Linked DNA regions of Homo sapiens: region 2 is linked to region 1. The links are chromatin loops, found by intact Hi-C in ENCODE. Cell type or tissue: PC-3. All regions are shown on one strand. Each heading gives the region's core, and the rest is flanking DNA. Links, peaks and the distances in the headings are about the cores only.

Region 1 (8,898 bases), core at 421-8,420:
TTTATCACTTTAGAGGCACTATTTCAAAAGCTGTTGAATTAATTGAAATAATTTTTACCTCCTTATTTAAGAAAGTCTCCTAGAATTTCTATCTTATTAATGCTACTAGCTTAGTTTGAGTTCATTTACATCTTAAAATACCACTTTTAAAATTTTGATCTAATTCTTGTCATTCCAATCACTATCAGTTCTTTGTTTGATGCTATTTATTTTGTATTGACTTAATAGAATAGATATGTTTGTCCATCTAAAAATGTTATTTGGCAAATATTCAATGAAATTATTATGCATTGGATACTTTTCTAACAATGTGGCTGTTTTGGAGACTTTAGGGATGGGTTTTCGTGCAATACAGTTTTTTAGTGCTCAAGTCAGGCTGTCTTTTGATAATTACCAGTTTTCTTGTCCTTGTGTCCATTTCCAGTGTAGGAACTGCTTTTTGTTGAGTGTGGGTTCCCTTTTTGCAGCATGGCCCAGCATTTGGTAGAAGCTTATTTTTCTTAAAAAACAAATTAATGAGTGATTCAACAAATAAGTGACTCAGGCTTTTATTTGTTGTGCACTAAATCTGAAGTCAATAATTTTAGAGACCATAGAATTATTTGGCAAAGAAGATCCTGGCATGGTATTCCATCTACATGGAAAGGAGCTACAAGGATCCAAGAGAGCAGGGAAGTGGAAGATTGCAAGAAGACAACAGACAGGCACCAAAGTGCTACATAGGCACAGAGGGTCCAGAGAGTCAGCAAGAATGACCCCTCAGTGAAAGTCCAACTATGGGGCCAGAAATGTTAGCTATATCCCCAAATCAGTGAGAGGCAAATAGGGGAATATCTCCATGTTTGAAAAACTATACATTTGTTTATTCACTTTTCACACAGTTGTTAATCTCAACTATTTATAGTGTACTACTACTATTTACCAGATAGTATATTAGCTGCTGTCTAGAACATATGGTTATGTCTGGCATCTGATGGTTGCTCAATATCTGTTTAATAAACGGAATTGGCTGAAGAGAAGTGACATAAAGTGAGTAAGGCTGAAGTAAATCTGGAACAAAGGGAAGAAAAGCCAGGCAAGTTGCCCATGAAGTAGTGAAGCAGCCATGAGTCTCTCCACAACTTTCTCTGCACCTTATCAGCGACACTGAACCTCACTCAGAATGTTTTGCAATCAACATGCTATCCAAATTTGTTGTTATATCTTCTTATATAATTTATCATTGGCCTTTCTGTTCTTAAAGTAGAAGAGTGAATTTGAGTTAGAGAAAATTTCCTGGCTCTTGAAGAACTGCAGTCAATGTGTCACAAGCCCACAGTCCCATGTGGACTCAGTAATACCTACAGTAGAAGTAGCTATGACTGGATAAACACAAAATCATACATTTACTAGTTTGTCATCACTCCTGTTTTGATCAGCTAATCTGTGTAAACATGGAGATGAAACATTAAGAGTAGGCAATCCAAAGAGCAGTGAAAGAAACAGGTACTTTTTTTGTATCAAAAATGTTTTTATTATCTCATTGAGTACTACACTGAGCTGCTGAGTCTTATGGTGAAATAATTTGAAGCCTAAAGATCTTCTTCCAGTTTTTCTGTATACAACCAAAGGCTTATGACCATATTAAGTATGGGGAAGAGAATTGTCCTTGTGTATCTACAGTTCCTAAGACTATTTTGCATACAATAAACTGATCAAAATCAGCTAATTGAACTGAGTTTGGAAAATGCATGTGAATTCAGTTGGCAGACAGAAATCACGCTGTCAGATCAGCTATAGCATATAAGAGGGGAATGAGAAGACAATGAAATCAAGGATGGATTAATCTCAAAAGGGAGAGAATATGCACTAACAAATCCTGAAGTGGAATTGGAAGAACAGAGATAATAGCCATGGATCAAGAAGAACAAAACAAGCTGATAATTGAGGAGTCCTGTTGATCGATTCACATTTTAGACCCTAATTTTGACACTGTCAACTGATAAACATAGTCTTCCAGCATTTCTTTCAGAGGAATAGCTCATATGTCTATTAAATATGAGTTAAAAATGACCTGAATGTCTATGCTTCTTTGTAGTAATAATAATAATTTGAAAATCTTGGCATTTCTAGAAACTTCTGTAGGTTAAGTCATATCTCATCCCCCAAAATCTTGTCTTTCATGATGCCAACAAATACTTGACATTATGTAGGTAAATCAAGTGTTGCAAGAAATGTTTATGTAGTCTCTATACATTTAAAGCCAACAGCTTTACTCCCTTTCTTTTGAAGCATAAACTCCATTTTGGATGATGTGGTGGTGAGGTGTTCTGGTTCTTATGCAGCAAATCGACGGCATTAACATGTTTCAACTATACATTATCTGAGAAACTATCAGTTTTTAAAATTTTTTATTCATAAAATATCAAGGACTAACAATAGAAATTTATGGCAAGCCTACTATATAACAGTAAGAAGGAATACATTAAAAAAGAAACCAAAGCCACTCCTGTTAAAAAAAATAGATTAAAAAAGCAGTATATAATTTGTTTCCTAATTGTACAGTGTGGACTAAAATTTTGTAGATGTCCAGAAGACATCATGAGTAAATATTAATAGTTGTAAAGGCCAGGAGATTAAACTTGACATGCGGTTGGCTCCGGATGTGACCTTCGGACTCCCTGACTAGAAAGTCACTTGCTTTTTTCCAAATACTCCAAAACTAGAAAAACCTAGCTTGGAAAATTTGCTGAGCCAGGAAAAAAAAGAAGAAAAACTGATTATGCACTAAACTCTAAGAAGATCAGAGAGCACATTCTCAAGACAAACCTCAAAGGTGAGCAATCATCTGTTTCCAAGAAAACAGGACTTGCAAAGTCTACTCCGGCATTTTTGCCAAAGAATATCGAGTTTAAATAAAGGCAGGCATAAAATGAGCTTTAAAAGATTCACTGAAAATATATTCTTAAAAAAAATGTGCCGTGGCTAATGAAATGGTCACATTAATAAAAAGATCATTTCAAAGTCTATTTTACACTTTTCTTCTCCAAAGAAACTCAAAGTCATTTATGATATTACCCGAGAGCCCAAACTGTCAAATACTAGAGAAAGTAAAGGTATGAAGTGATGAAAATAAATACCTGAATCATAGTTCTCACACCCTGACGAATCACCTATGCTCTTAAAGTGCTCTTAAACTTGACTAAGCTTTTACGCAGAGTAAGTGAAAAGTAAGGGGAGGTTGGTGGGTTTAAAATGGGTTCTTACACAATACATAAACAGACGTTTTATGGGGGAAGAGGGAAAGGCAAAAGGAGTAGCAGCCCCGGCACTAAAGTTGAAAGTTCAAAGCTTTCCCTTGTTAAACTCTGAGAGGGTACAAGGAGCACACTGGATTCTCCTGGCTCAGAGAAAGGCGCTCAACTGTGAATACGGTTCTAAAGACAATGTATCTAGCTCTTTATCTTTATGCACACACACACACACACACACACACACACACAAACAGGCACATGTATACACATATGCACCTACACACACTCAATTTGCAATCTCCCTACTTGCCTACCAAAATCTCAAATACACATGCAGACACACACACATGCACATTAGGGACACACACATGCATGCACACACACCAGCACACTCTTGCACATGCCTGTGCACACACGTCACACATGAACACACCACAATGTATATCTCACACCCACACACAAACGCGTATGTACACAAGTGCACATCAATGTATGCCAATGCGTGTGCCATACTTGCATATGTACTTCCTGCAGACACACATGCACAGACTCTCATACACCCAACCCTCACACACTTATGTAGTGCACATAGGAAAACACACAACAAAACACAGAGATGCACACACATTGGGTAAGTATTCACTCACATATCACAAGGCAGACATGCAGACACTCATATACATCCATGCACACATGCACACAGGCACACATACAGATACACTTGCAGGCACAGGTGCACATATAATAATCAAACACTACAGATTAAATACGTCTCTACTAAAATGTTGGGAATTTTAAGTTATAAAGAAGGGAAATGAAAAAAGAAATCAGAAATCAATACCCGTGTTATTGGATAGAGTAAACATATCTTCAAGTCCCTGAGACCTTCCCTTGCAGAATGGAGATTGCCATTTTAATTCAAGAGAAGCCCAGCGTTAATGCCAAAGCAAGTTATAGTAGGTGTGTCTAACTCTAAAATGTCGGGCAGCACTGCTTAATCCTCTAAATACACAATTCAGTTCCCAGCTGAGTTGAGCAATTTAATCAAGGTCACTGAGAACGGTAAACAGCCGGAGCTTGACTAACATTTGAACATGAACCACAGGACCACTCCCCTAACTTCATTTCAATATTTCATTTTATAAACAAGATAGGGAAATGAATTTAAAATATAGATTTCTCCATTTAAAATTCTATTTAATTCATCATCATAGATTAGAAGTTTGACAGTGATGAGGTGCTTATAATTTATGTATGAATCTGTTGCATTTTAAGCGCATTCATACACATATGGAAGATGGAGATATGTGCATGTAATTGGTGTTCTCTGCATTGAAGACGTCCAGCTAGCAGCCAATATACTTTGTGGATGCCAAATCACGCTATTTTAAGTATGATTAACAACAACAAATTAGAAAGAAAAACATCTCCAAAGCTCCATCTTACATACATTTAAATAATTATTTTTGTGTGTGGAAAGACCAATATTCTGCAGGTGTGCGATATAAAGCATAATTCTTTACCACCCTCTTGTGGTGATTTTAAAGGACAACTTTCTGATCATTGAATCTCCCTCCACGTTTCTAGAGTAATATTGAGCCTCTACACTTCTTTTAAGGTGAATCATAAGAAATTGCAGATATTTGACAATTTTTGACCTACAGAATGGTGATTTCATATGATATTGCTGCAATTAATCATTGTCCATGTGCTCTGAAGCCAAGGAGAATTCATGTACCATTTACTTGGATTTTTTAAAATTGTCCTTTCATAAGAATTCCCTGTCTAGCTTTAAGAGTAAACAGAATTTCATCTTACCCTTCCTATCCACAGTTTTCTTGCTAGTTATCAACATGACCTAACTCGTTAGAGTCGGTTCCATCCCTGTGCTGTACACATGATGCCTTCTTTCCTAACTCTGCTCCTCACTTCACTGGGGTCCCTTCCTGCCTCATCCAATAGCTATGCAGTCTTCATTACCCAGATAGATGTAACTTTCTTGGATATATCCAGTGCACTTAGATCTGTGCCTTCTCTCTATTCCAATGGCTATAACCTGAATCTCATCAATTAATTGTCCTATACTGTCTTATTTACCAGCAGTCTTGTTTTTATCTCCTCACTTATACATTAATATATCAACTTCCCAACCATATGCTGTGAGAGGAATTTCTCTCTCTGTCTCTCTCTCTCTCTCTCTCTCTCTCTGTCTCTGGTGCAGGCAGAATAATGGTCTCCCAAAGATGTCCATAGCTAATCCCCAGAAACAGTGAATATGTTAGGTTGTATAGCAAAGGACAGTTAAATGTGCTACCCAGCTGACATTAAAATAGGAAGATTATCCTGGACTTTCAAGGTGGACCTAATGTCATCTCCTCAAAAGTGCAGGAGGAGACAGAAGCAAGAGAATTGGAAAGACGGCAGCCTCAAAAGTATTCAGCCAAACCTTGTTGGTTTTGATGATGGAGGAAGGGAGCCATGAGCCAAGGAATGTGGATGACCTCTAAAAGCTAGAAAAAGCCACAGAATGGTTTCTTCCTTACAGCCTCCAGAAGGACTGCAGCCCTACAGATACTTTCTTTTTAGCCTAGTAATCTATTTTGGACTCTGACCTCCAGAACTATAACATAAAATATGTATTACTTGACACTAAATTTGTGGTAATTTGTTGCAGCAGCAATAGAAAAAGCTCCATCTATTCATGGCTTTAGACAGGCTTTGGTAGGAGAGGTCTTGAAGTAGAGGGAAGAAGCATAGAGAGGAGACAACACAAAACCTAAGAGTCTCTGTCTTACACAGGCTGCCATTATCTTTAGAGTTAGAAAGACATGGCTTCTACTGACCCCACTACTCATTAAACTCTTGAACATGTGGCTCAGCCTCTCTAAGACTCAGCTCCTTCCCTCACAATGAAAGAAAGGAGGATTTATAAGGTATCATCCAACATAGGCTTATTAGGATTTTAGATACATAAACTTCTAACTGCTAAGCTTTACAGGCATCATTTAGCAAAATTTCTCTTTCTCTATCTAAACATATCCATTTTGTAGGAAATTCTCAAGCCTCAGAATAGATAACAAATGGAGTATGTAAGGGAGGAAAAATCTTTTCCCTTTACCCATCTGCAAGGGACTGAATGTTTGTGTTCCCCAAAAATTCATGTTGAAATTCGAATCCCAATGTAATGGTGTTTAGAAGTGTCACCTTTGGGAAGTAATTAGGTCATGAGAGTGGAACTGTCATAAATGGGACTAGTGCCCTTAGAAGAGGAGGCTGGAGAGCTAGCTTGCCCTTTTTACATTATGTGAGGATACAAGGAGATGTCAACTGTGCAAACTGGAAGAGGACTCTTACCAGATCCTAACTATGCTGGCACTCTGATCTAAGACTTTCAGCCTCCAGAATTGCGAGAAATAAATATTGAGTCTATGGTAATTTGTTATAAAAGCCCGAATAGAATAAGACACTATCTTATGTTCATTGTAAACTAAACTCACAAAAGATAGATTAATATGAGAAAAACAAAGAGTTTATTAATGTGTGCAGTGCACATCACTTGGGAGAAACCTCAGTGACAAGTGACTCAAAGGGGTGATTAAACTTGAGCATACCAGACTGGGCAGCATAGCAAGATCACATCTCTACAAAAAGTACAAAATTAGCTAGGTTTGGTGGAGTGCACCTGTAGTCCTAGCTACTTGGGAGGCTAAGGCTAGAGGATCCCTTGGGCCAGGAGTTGGAGGCTGCAGTAAACTATGATCACATCACTGCATTGCAGCCTGGGTGACAGAGCAAGATCTTATCTCAGGAAAAATAAAAAATAAAAAAAAAGAACTTGTGCATATATAGTACCTTAGCAAATAATAATAAATGTGTAGAAAAGTGGCAAGACATAAGACAAAAGACTGTTAGCCTTCCAAGGGCTATAACTTGTGGAGGGCTATATATAGAGGCTGAAACTAATAGAAGATACAATTTCTTTTAGTAAAGTTATGTAGGTTCCTCTGGTGCCATCTCTGGGCTGATAAGAGTCTAGCATTGTCTCAGGTGATTAAGAATTGTTCTAGTCTTCCTGGTAGAGAAAGGAAGGACAGAGAGTGTGTCCTGTGTCTGTTTTTCCCTCAGTTGCCTTTAGCTCAAAACAATTCTTATGCCAGAGTAGTCTATTTCAGGGTGGTATACTCTGAACCCCTCAAGTACCTCAACCTAGATTATTAGCTCAGAGAAGATATCACAGTTATGCAAAAGCCCATTGATGTTGGGAACATGTAAACTTTGCATGTATTAACAGGAGCAGCAGTGTACCTTTAGTTCATTAATCAACTCTGTCCCTGTTAGCTTCAACTAGCATTTATGCTCGAGGAGCACAGATTTTCGGCAAGGCTGTGATTGCCGGAAGAAGTCATTTCATTCTTCGAAGAACTTGGTGGAATTGAAAAGACTAGAGACTGGCTTTAGTGGTTGCCATCCTCCCATCCAGGATACTCTTAACACGTACTGGAATACTGCCATATCTTCTAAACATCAAAAAAGAAAAGAAAAAAGTTAAAAAAAAAAAAAAAGCCTTAGGAGTCTCGTTCAGCTCTGACATATAAAGAATTTGGACGTCATACTTGGCCTATGACAAGAAACAGTTGAACCAACTGAAAATCAGTAACTTTTCTTGGACTCATCGGGTGCATCCAGAGAGACATACCTGAGATCTACTTACCTGGAAGAGAACAAGCTGGTGCCATACACTGATAGGAACATTCATTTGGTAATTGTAATGAATTGCTGTGGGCTGTGTATGAATTACTGTGAGAGTGAGAAACTATTAGGAGCTGGATATTTAGGGGTAGGGGTCTCCCACACTTTTTTTTTTTTTTTTTTTTTTTTGAGACGGAGTCTGGCCCTGTCGCCCAGGCTGGAGTGCGGTGGCGCCATCTTGGCTCACTGCAAGCTCCGCCCCCCGGGTTCCCGCCATTCTCCTGCCTCAGCCTCCCGAGTAGCTGGGACTACAGGCGCCCGCCACCGCGCCCGGCTAATTTTTTGTGTTTTTAGTAGAGACGGGGTTTCACCGTCTTAGCCGGGATGGTCTCCATCTCCTGACCTCGTGATCCGCCCGCCTCGGCCTCCCAAGGGTCTCCCACACTTTAAAGGGCTTTATATTTAGGAACCCCACCAGGTTCTCACAGTAAACATCTGAAAAGATGTTTTTTCATGGCTCTGGCAGGTGGAAGAGAAGATTAATCATTGTGAAATAGCTCAGTCTTCTCCTTAATAAAGGCTGATACTCCAAAAGAAAGACTCTGCTAAGAGTTTATCACAGTAGAGGCATTCCTCCCACTGAAGCTCCCTTTAGCCTCCTGGTCTCACCTAAGAAGGGAAAACAAGTCAACAGCAATCAAGGTTTCAAGGAAATACACCGAGGATGCTGCAGCCAGGGAAGGGAATAGGGAGAAGTAGGGGGATAAAAGCTAGATCATGAAGGTCGTAGCCCCAGGATATAGACACTGAGATGTGAGTGGGGCATGGTGGTGGAAGTGCCTGTAATCCTAGCCTCTTGGGAGACCCAGAAGTTCTATCACATCACTGCACTCCAGCCTGGGTGTCAGAGCAAGACCCTATCTCTGACACAGGAGCTAAAAAGAAATTATTTAGGCAGATAGTGAAGGTAACAGAG
Region 2 (8,898 bases), core at 582-8,581, 330 kb before region 1:
GAGCCAAAGGTAAGATAACTGTGGTTTTCTTTCCTTGGACTCTGGTCAGTTCCTCCCACCTTCCAGGCTCTTCTTTGTTTCCTTCAAATTCAACAATATACTCTGGTAGTATAAACAGGGAAAAAATATTAGAATGTATGGAGTATGGATAAGTTATACCAAAATTTATACTCAATATTAAAAGTTCAAAAGGATGTTATAAGAAGAATAAACCAGTAAGAGTGGTTAAAAAGTGACTTCGCTATTAATTTTGACTATCTAGAGTAATGAAAACAGTTATCCCAAGTCTTCCTACCGCTAATATTGCTGTTGTGGTCAGCTCCAGCTTCCCAGGTCAGCCGAACACTCCTGTTCTGTCTTTCAGACAAGTGAAGGTTTTCTGGTGGATCCGGAACATCTAATTAATAAAGGAAGGGAAAATGTAGATAATTGCCTTTGTTTACCTGATTCCCTTCCTCAGACACATTGCCAGCTACCCGGAGACAGAGGAGGTACCACCCTCTTAGGGACCTGGGAAGCACCCCCGCCCCCCACCCCACATATGGAAGGGAAAGGTGGAGTTTCAAGGGTAATTCAGGCACCTAGCTAGCCCTAAGAAGTAAATAAACAACTTGATAAGAACGGAGGTAATAGTAGCTTTAAACAATAGCCAAGGAAGCTGGAATCACAGGGATGTTTGGTTCTCCTATAGAAACTGAAGATAACATCTTAATATATGTCTCTAAGTTGTTTTTCTGGAACCCAGACTCTCACCAAATAACTTTGCTGGCATGGAGACCTCAGATAAGGGGAAACTGAAGTCTGAGTTCTGACCATCATTTTTTGTAAATTTCTTCCTGAGGGCCTAAAGGGAGCCACATCCATGAGCCAGAGCTAATATTCTTTTTGGCTGACTCCCAATTTTTAAACAAAGCTTCTCTTCCTTAACCAATTGCAAATCAGAAAATCTTTGAATCCACCTATGACCTGTAAGCCATGCCCCAACTCCAGTTCAAGATACCTCACCCTTTTAGGCATAAAGCAATGTGTAACCTCAATGTACTAATTTACTATTTTGCCTATAGCATTTGCTCTCCTGAAATTTACTCCTGCTTTTAAATACCTTCACCTGCAAGCCACTGGGGAGGTTGGGACTTAAGCATGAGCTGACCAGTTCTTGTTTGGTGCCCTGCAGATAAGTGTCTTCCTTTCTCCCACTGCAAACCTCAGTATAGATACCTGGTCTTACTGCACTGGGTTGGTGGACCCCAGTTTGGTTCCATAAAAACCCTTCTTTTCTGGGCCCATGTCTCCACTGTGTTCAATCGCATCAGGCTCTGGGGTCTGGGGTTCTTTGTAAAATGCAGCATCTCCACATGTCCTCCCCAATGGACCATATTACCTCCCTCTTCTCTGATTACAGTCTCAAGGGGTTATCCTTGACCAGGGACATCAGAATTCTTTTAGGAGTAGTTAATAACAATGAAAATTCCTAGGCCCTATTTCTGGCTTACTGAGGAAGGTGGGCCCAGGAATCTGCATTTGCAAACAAGTTCCTTGGATGGGGATTAGGTATACCCAAGTCTGGGAAACATGATGTATCTCAAATGAATCATTTCTGTTTGTCCAGTACATATTTGTTTATATGCCTGATTCATCTCCAAGAATAGGGGTCATATTTTATTAAGCTTTGCATTGCCCACAGTGCCTCACACATAAATGTTTTATAACTAAATAAATCAGTGAAAAAGATATTATTACTTCAATCATGTGTATAATTATTATATTAAAGCAATAAACATTAGGTCTTATGGTTATAGAAAAAGAGATCATGAGCTCTGCTTTCTTTTCTGCAACTGTGTTGGATTTTTATCATTATTGATAACAATGAATTTTCATTATAGCAACTTTGATACCGTCTTAACCTGGAGTTCTCAAAAAGAGTAGGAAGGCAGTTTATATCAGAACAGGGAGATTTGGCATTGTTAAATGTTGTGACAGAAACTGGAAAATTAAGTAAGTAAATGATCACAAATTTTTGAGTACTAAAGAAAATGAAAATTTCTGGTACTTTGAAAATAAAGCAACAGTAAAAAGAAATCTTATTTCTAATGGTATTTACTCTGAAAATTGGGTTTGAATTCTCTCAAGCATTGGAGGACTTTTATCTTTTAGCAGAAGAGAAAAGGAAGATATTATCTAATGTAGCCTTTCAATGGGCTCTTTCTTCTCCAAGTGGAAAGCACCGTCCATTGCTCCTCCTGAATATTTGCTAATTGTTAGAAATTTACATTGACAAAAAGCATCGTTTCCAATTCAGAAGAGAGAACATGTTTTTTAAAAAATGTGGTTCATGACTGTGTCCAAACATTAAAGCCATAAATAAAAAGTTAATTCTTCAACAGGTTTCAGAATCTCTGAGCTCAGAGGACTTTGGTTTCTCTTCAGTATTTACTGAGTCCACTGATTTCTGAAGCTTCCTGGAATAAACTAAGGCTGTGTATTGCATCTGATATTAAAATCTGGCTCTTCTGAGAATCGTATGGAGCTAGAACTGATGAACTTGCAACTGAAACTTTTAAAAAATGATATCCTGAAAGCATGTTTATGTCAAGGCTTTTAAAAATAACTTTTGATTAAAGGGGGTCAAGTATGTACTTTAAAAAATTGTTTTCCAGGGGGTAAAACATAGTCTTTTAGAAACCTCGTATGTGTCTATATAATTATTTTTTTATTGTCAATTGTCGAGAGATGCTTTGGTAAATCAGAAGTTTGTCTAAAAAATAAAAGAATGTAAATTTTAAACATAATATTCTCCAAAATTTATTTTTATTTTTATTCTGTAAACACTGGTAGATTACTGCGTATATAACCAGTACATATAATCGTAGGTAAAATTTATGTAGAATTAAAAAAATTAATAGTTCCAAAAATGGCAGCCTAATCGCAAGAATGAACTTTTAAATTTTGTAAGGAAATTGAGAAGGGGAGCACCAAGCAGTAGGAGACCCGGTCCTTTTGGTGGCTGAGACTGCTCAAAATACTTAGGGACAAAGCGCACGGAGCCTGACACTTACCCCTCTACTCACTAGGCCTGGGATGAATTCCAGTTTATCTGAAGCTCGACTACTTTATCTGATGAATTATTGTTGAAATCATCCTAGGGGATTAAACCTTTCTGCTTGTAAAGACCTGAAAATGCTCAAATACCCAATGGCCAAACATTCTGCCTAAAGGTACAATTCTACTGAGCCGACTCGACAACTCTACAAGTCCATACCTTCTGTAAGTGGAAACTGTTCTTTTATTTTAGAACCCAACCTTGATGGCCATTTGTTTCGCCCGAGACAGGTTGGCCATTTGCTTTACTTGAAGGGATCCAGCCTGTTGACCCATTTTTTTATCAGTCTCTCAGAAGAGACTGAACTTTCTCCCTTGGTCTGTACCACCACCTCCCTTGTTTGGAACCTAACAGGTGGCCCCAACAGCTGGAGTGCTAAAGACACAAAGGTCTGTTGATAACAGTGATTAATGTAGACATATGATAAAGAAGGGTAGGCAAAACCAACACTTTTAAGGAATGTCTGCAAACTAAAAGAAAGACTACATGGTGGCCACCGAAACAGAACAAATGTCTGTAGCTGTTAGGGTCCCTGCAGAAAATCAATGAATAACTCACACAAATTTACGATAGTTCCAAAATGTTTTAATAAAACGTCTTTAAAAAGATGTGGGCAGGATGTTCAGTAGGTTGGGTGTGAGAGAGACTTGAAATATTGGTGGTGGGATGCAGCTGCTAGAGCCTCATCAGAAGGAATGGTGTGAGGAGACCCTGTCTGCAGAAGCCATGACTTTGGCAGTGGGACACAGCCAGTCCACAGGGATGGAGTAGGGAGAATCAGTACAACACTCCAAACGGCCCTCCACTTGCTGAACCAAATAATAGCTGGAAGGAAAGTGGTTTGCTGATGTTGTCCTTAAAAGCAACCTTTCTAGGTCAAAGAGCTGGTAGAGAGTGAATCTGGAAGGGAAATTTTGGAAAACATCCAGCAGATGGTCTAAGAGCTTTAAACATTGGTGATTTCAGGAGTAATTGCATTGATTATACTAGTGAAGTGTGCACACTGTTTCCTGATTAGTACTTTCATCAACAACAACAACGACAAAAATCAAAGACATTCCTTTGTAGAATGCTGGAAGTTCCTCTCCATCCTTCCTGGAACCCTGGGAACTCAGTCTGTGCCTTTGGTTTAGAGATGACCACCGTGCATCCACCTCTTGACCCCTATCGAGATCCTCCAGTCTAGCCCACCTCCATTCCTCAGCCCCATTTCTTTGTACACCAGGAAAGAGTAGCTCAAGAGTGCTAGGAACTCAAGCGTGCTTTATTTTTCTTTCTGCGGATAGCATCACTTACCTCCCACTGCTATTGGCAAATTAACACATGTAGGGAAAAAAAATTAAGCATTAATTAATTTCTTTTATATGAAAAAAGGAGAAAGGATTTGAAGTTGTGTTGCTTTTTAAACAAAAATTTGAAACTAACAATATATGTGCAGGGGCTCAAAGAATCATTAGCTTTATTGGCCAGGAACGATGGGATTTAATCAGAAATGAAGAAATGAACAGATTTCTCATTAGTTAGTGCACTTACCAAGAACAGTTACTTGAGTTATATCGGCAGCACTGTCTAGAGCAGTATGAGCTGAACAGCAGTAAATACCTTGGTCCTCTAAAGTTACATTAGATATGGTCAAATTAGCTCCATCAATAATTATCCTATCAGAAAAAAAGTGAGTACATGATGAGAAGGAAAACAATAGAAATGATAGAAACCCAATTCTTTTAAAAATGCATATTCCTTATCGAAAACAATCTAAGAGTGAAAGATGACTTTATGCAATGCAAATTTGATTAGAGAATGCCACAGTTGAAACCTGGAGATAAAGAATTATTCTAGCATACACAACTGTCTACATAGCCATAAACAAAATCACATTAAAAATTATGAAATCTAACCATCTGTTTGCATGGGTCAGTGATGGAACTGTATGTTGCCTGGCATGTTTAAAGAGTGCATCATACCTCACAATGGCCAAGATATATTTGAGTAATTCTTAAGGTATGTTTAGGGAATCACCTATATAGGCTCGATTGGAGTGCTTCCTACAAAGGCAGATTCCTGAATTCCATCTCCATTCCACAGAACCAGAATACCTGAGAAGGAGTCGGATAATCTCAGTTTTTCACAAGTTTCTCTTTTCTCCGCCCCTCCACTCCCAAGTACAATGCACATTAAGATCAGATAGCAATTGAAGCATATGACTTATTTGAACAGAAGATGGCAGTGTAGTACTTCTTTTTGCAAATCATTTCACCTCACTTTTTATCATTTGTTTTTACCAATTTGTGATCAGGTTTACTATGAGAAAACTGCTTCTTTATAAACTTCACCTTTTACCCCGTACCATTGTTGAGATAACTATTAAAGTATTTTTCAAGTTCCGTAAAATTTAAAATGTATTCATAATAATTAGCATTTTGTTGAAATAACTTAAATAGTGTCATCCTTGTGAGGAGGAAAGGAGGCTCACATAATTAATATTTTTATGTACATTTCATATAAAATGCTGAGAATTTTGAATTATATAAACCTACTTTAAATTGCAGTGTAATGAAACATAGTTATTTTGATTATAGACAGAATCAGCCCTTATTCCTACACCAATAATAGAAAGATTTGCCAACCAATATTACCTTGAATTGTTAATCAAGAATCTCACCATAATTCTAGACATAATAAAACTTTGACATGAATTAACATGTCAGGTCATGTTACTCAGGTGTCCATTTGATACAATATTAGAATACTGCATATCCTGACAATTTTTGAAAAATGTACCTTCTTAGATGAAAGAATATACTTTAATAACCTCTTGAAATAGGACTTCTGTGCCCTGCACGAGGGCCCATAGTAGCTGAAATCTTGCCAAGATTTATACCCTGGCACGGGGTGTTTCAGGCCAGAGAAGAAAGCTACCAATTTTTTTGGCAAGTCATGGTTGCACTATGCCTTGTTTCCAGTCTCACAAATGTATCTTAGGTGCCTCCAATTAATCAACGTTGGGTGCCTCACTAGTCCTCGAAATGTGGTAGGTATGGTATACCTAAAGAACTTATTAAAAATGTCGTGTTCCAGCCTCAGTCCAGGTTCCAAATCAGTACATTTGGAGATGGGGCAAGGGCCATTGCATTTGAACATGAAGCCTGGATAATTCTGTCACATGTCAAAATCACAAATAGTTGTCACACATAGGGTCACACAGAAAATCACACACGGGGTCACACTATGGTGTGCTGCAGTAACAGACAGCTCCAAATTCCCCATGCCCAAGAAAACAGTCACTTATTCCTCCCTCACATTATGTTCCCATCATAGGTCAGCTGGGATTCTGCTTTAAAAAGTTGTATCATTTCTACTCTCATAACACTTGAACTCTTAGAAGAAGCTAAAAACCTCTTCACATCTTCGTGCCCCAATCTTTTCCTCTGTTTGCCTTCATCTGCTTAATTACCTTGCCTGAGAAATCTATCCACTAAAACCACTCGACTCCTTCATCTGCGGTATCCAGTCTGCTAGTCCCTAATCCATGTCAGCAGCCATTGTTGTCTTACCCTGTTCAGCTGAGTAATATCCGTGTTTCCCTGAAGGCACTATGACAAAACGATTCTCTCTTTGGAGACCTGTGTTTGCGGCTCAGTTCCATCAATTATTATTTGTACAACCTTGAACAAAACATTGAGCCTAATTCATCTTATCTGAAAAATGGGGATAACAATATTTTCTTTCTCTTTAGGAGAATTAAATGAGGTAAAGCACATAAAGTGATTAGTGCATACAGCCTGGCAGAGTATGTGCTCAGAGAGTGTTACTAATAATATTAATCAAGTTGATTTCATTCATTTTTGGCTTATTGCTAATCACATTTCTCATGGTTGGTGTTTTAATGTCCCCAACTCCCATTTCTCCTGCCTCTCTGCTTGAACAAATTACCTTATTTCCTAATTTGTTAGAAAGAGACCTTTCACTATGACTGCATCTTCATCTTTGCATCTTCAACTTCTCCCCTTCCCTCATTAATTTGCCACTATTTCTGGAGGGGGAAAAAAGCAGCTCCTATTTGGTGCCAAGGAAAAACCCTCCCACTGGATTCTCAATGCCCTTTCCTCCCACGCCCTCCTAGTTATCAGTATATCCCACTTTTCATGCTACAGTGGTCTCTCCCACAGGACTAGGTCCCTCCCTTTGCCTACAGTCATGAACAGTCCCCATTACCTTTGTTAAGCACGATATAAATTCTAAAAATGGTTTCATAGCCATGCTCCATTTCATTTTTCATAACCATAGTGTATGGTCTATAGCCTGTATGGTCTATGGCCACCTGCAGGTAGGAAATCCACAGAAAATTCCTGGGGGGGCATTTCAATCTACCTAATAGTATTATTGGGAGGCCTAAAGAGAGAAAGCATGTATGGGAAGTACTAACATAACATGAAGCCCCGTAGGTCTAATGGTTCAGAGTGGCAGTTCCCAGCACTTACTGCATCCCTACACAAGAAAGGGGACAAGCGAGAAGAGAAGAAGGAATTTTCACTTCTCATTGTTCACCATGTATATTTGATTAGAAGTTTAACCTCCCTTTAGGTTAAAGCTTCCGGTCTTCTGCATAGTAATAAGGAGAAGGTGTCTCAGCAGAAGGTAAGAAGTATGAGGTTACTGATATGGCTTTGTAGAAAATTAGCAGATACCTGTGACTTCTACTCCCTGCTATATCACCGTGCATGCCCTTGGCAGCAGTCAAGGCCAGCCAGCAGCAGTTACTCCCAGGCTTCCTTGCTCCTGGGGCCTCTTCTGAGCTAAGGTTATTGTCCTTTATCCCTGTTACTTGTTTAGGGAAATTGGCAGAACATCTGTGTCACTTGCTCAGTCCACTCAGATAGCCAGAGGTTCATTTCAGTGTCAGCTCTGGGATCCTGCAGGAACTGTAAAACTGGGTCACATGAAAAGGTTGCTTAGGGCTTCTGGGGTCAAAGCCTAAATGTCCATGTCATATTACCCACCAGCCATGGGTCTCTGATTCCCTTCTTGGCTGTAGCCCAGAGGTCACATGGAAGACCCCGGATAGTCAGGCAGTAGTAACAAAAGAGGCAGAATTTAGGCATATCTGAGCAGTTGGCAGATCAGCGGAGACCTAACCTGAGGCTGGAGATCTGTATTGCAAAGCGTAGCCTTTAGAGGTATATAATTAATCTCGTGTTTCAATGAGAACTGGTTGTAATACATACACTGCCTTTCTGCAAACCTTTGTATATATCGGAAGGAGGGGAGAGAATAAATCAAGAACCAAGGCTGAGACCAATGCCTTTGCATAGAGGCGGCTCACACATAAATACCAACATAGACCAAGCAAGCAACAGAAATGAGACAAGCAGATGAAGAAATGAAGGCAGTGGGGCGGTGGGGGCTGGGGGAGGCGGAGGCAGGGAGCAGGACCAAGATAGCGAACTAGAAACAGCTGTGTTCGGAGGCTCCCATGGAAAAGAACTATAGTAAGTGTGTGAATCCTTCCCTGGCAACCAAGGTATCCAGGTTTCTCTTAGAAGAACTGACTAGGAGGCTGGCATGATCCGCGGAGAGGAGGGAAGAACAGTGTGGTGCAGTGGTCCACCTGAGAGCCGCACGGGGCAGGGGAGACCCTTCCCCCCAGCCAAGGGAGGCGGTGAGTGAATGTGCTACCCAGCTTTTTCCACAGAACTGTGAAACCCATGGATTGGAAGACCCCACTCACAAACTCCAGCCACTGGGTCTAGCATCACAACCCCGAAGCCCCACAGATTCTCAACAGCCTTTCAGCTGGA

What was found. Peaks named below come from ENCODE experiments on the same cell type or tissue, not always from the same donor. Only the 100,000 strongest peaks of a DNase experiment are listed, where the experiment ranks them.
Region 2: a loop joins it to region 1, with 15 times the contacts of the local background. A loop is called at or near these places in 12 of 110 quality-filtered maps.

Annotation. Positions count from the first base shown.
Region 1 is chr3:38,932-47,829 of GRCh38, reverse strand. No RefSeq gene overlaps it. Among named protein-coding and RNA genes, the nearest start is that of LINC01986, 32 kb to the right of the region's middle. In PC-3, for the core only: a CTCF peak has its summit at 4,761 (motif pointing left); no DNase peak of the experiment used is centred there.
Region 2 is chr3:373,678-382,575 of GRCh38, reverse strand. CHL1 (cell adhesion molecule L1 like) reads right to left here. Exons shown (of 28, transcript NM_006614.4): 16 at 4,634-4,758; 17 at 296-397; 18 at 1-102. CHL1-AS1 (CHL1 antisense RNA 1) reads left to right here. Exons shown (of 3, transcript NR_110739.1): 2 at 1-9. Among named protein-coding and RNA genes, the nearest start is that of CHL1-AS1, 7.7 kb to the left of the region's middle. In PC-3, for the core only: a CTCF peak has its summit at 5,304 (motif pointing right); DNase peaks (open chromatin) are centred at 1,605 and 5,145; H3K27ac peaks cover 1,025 bases.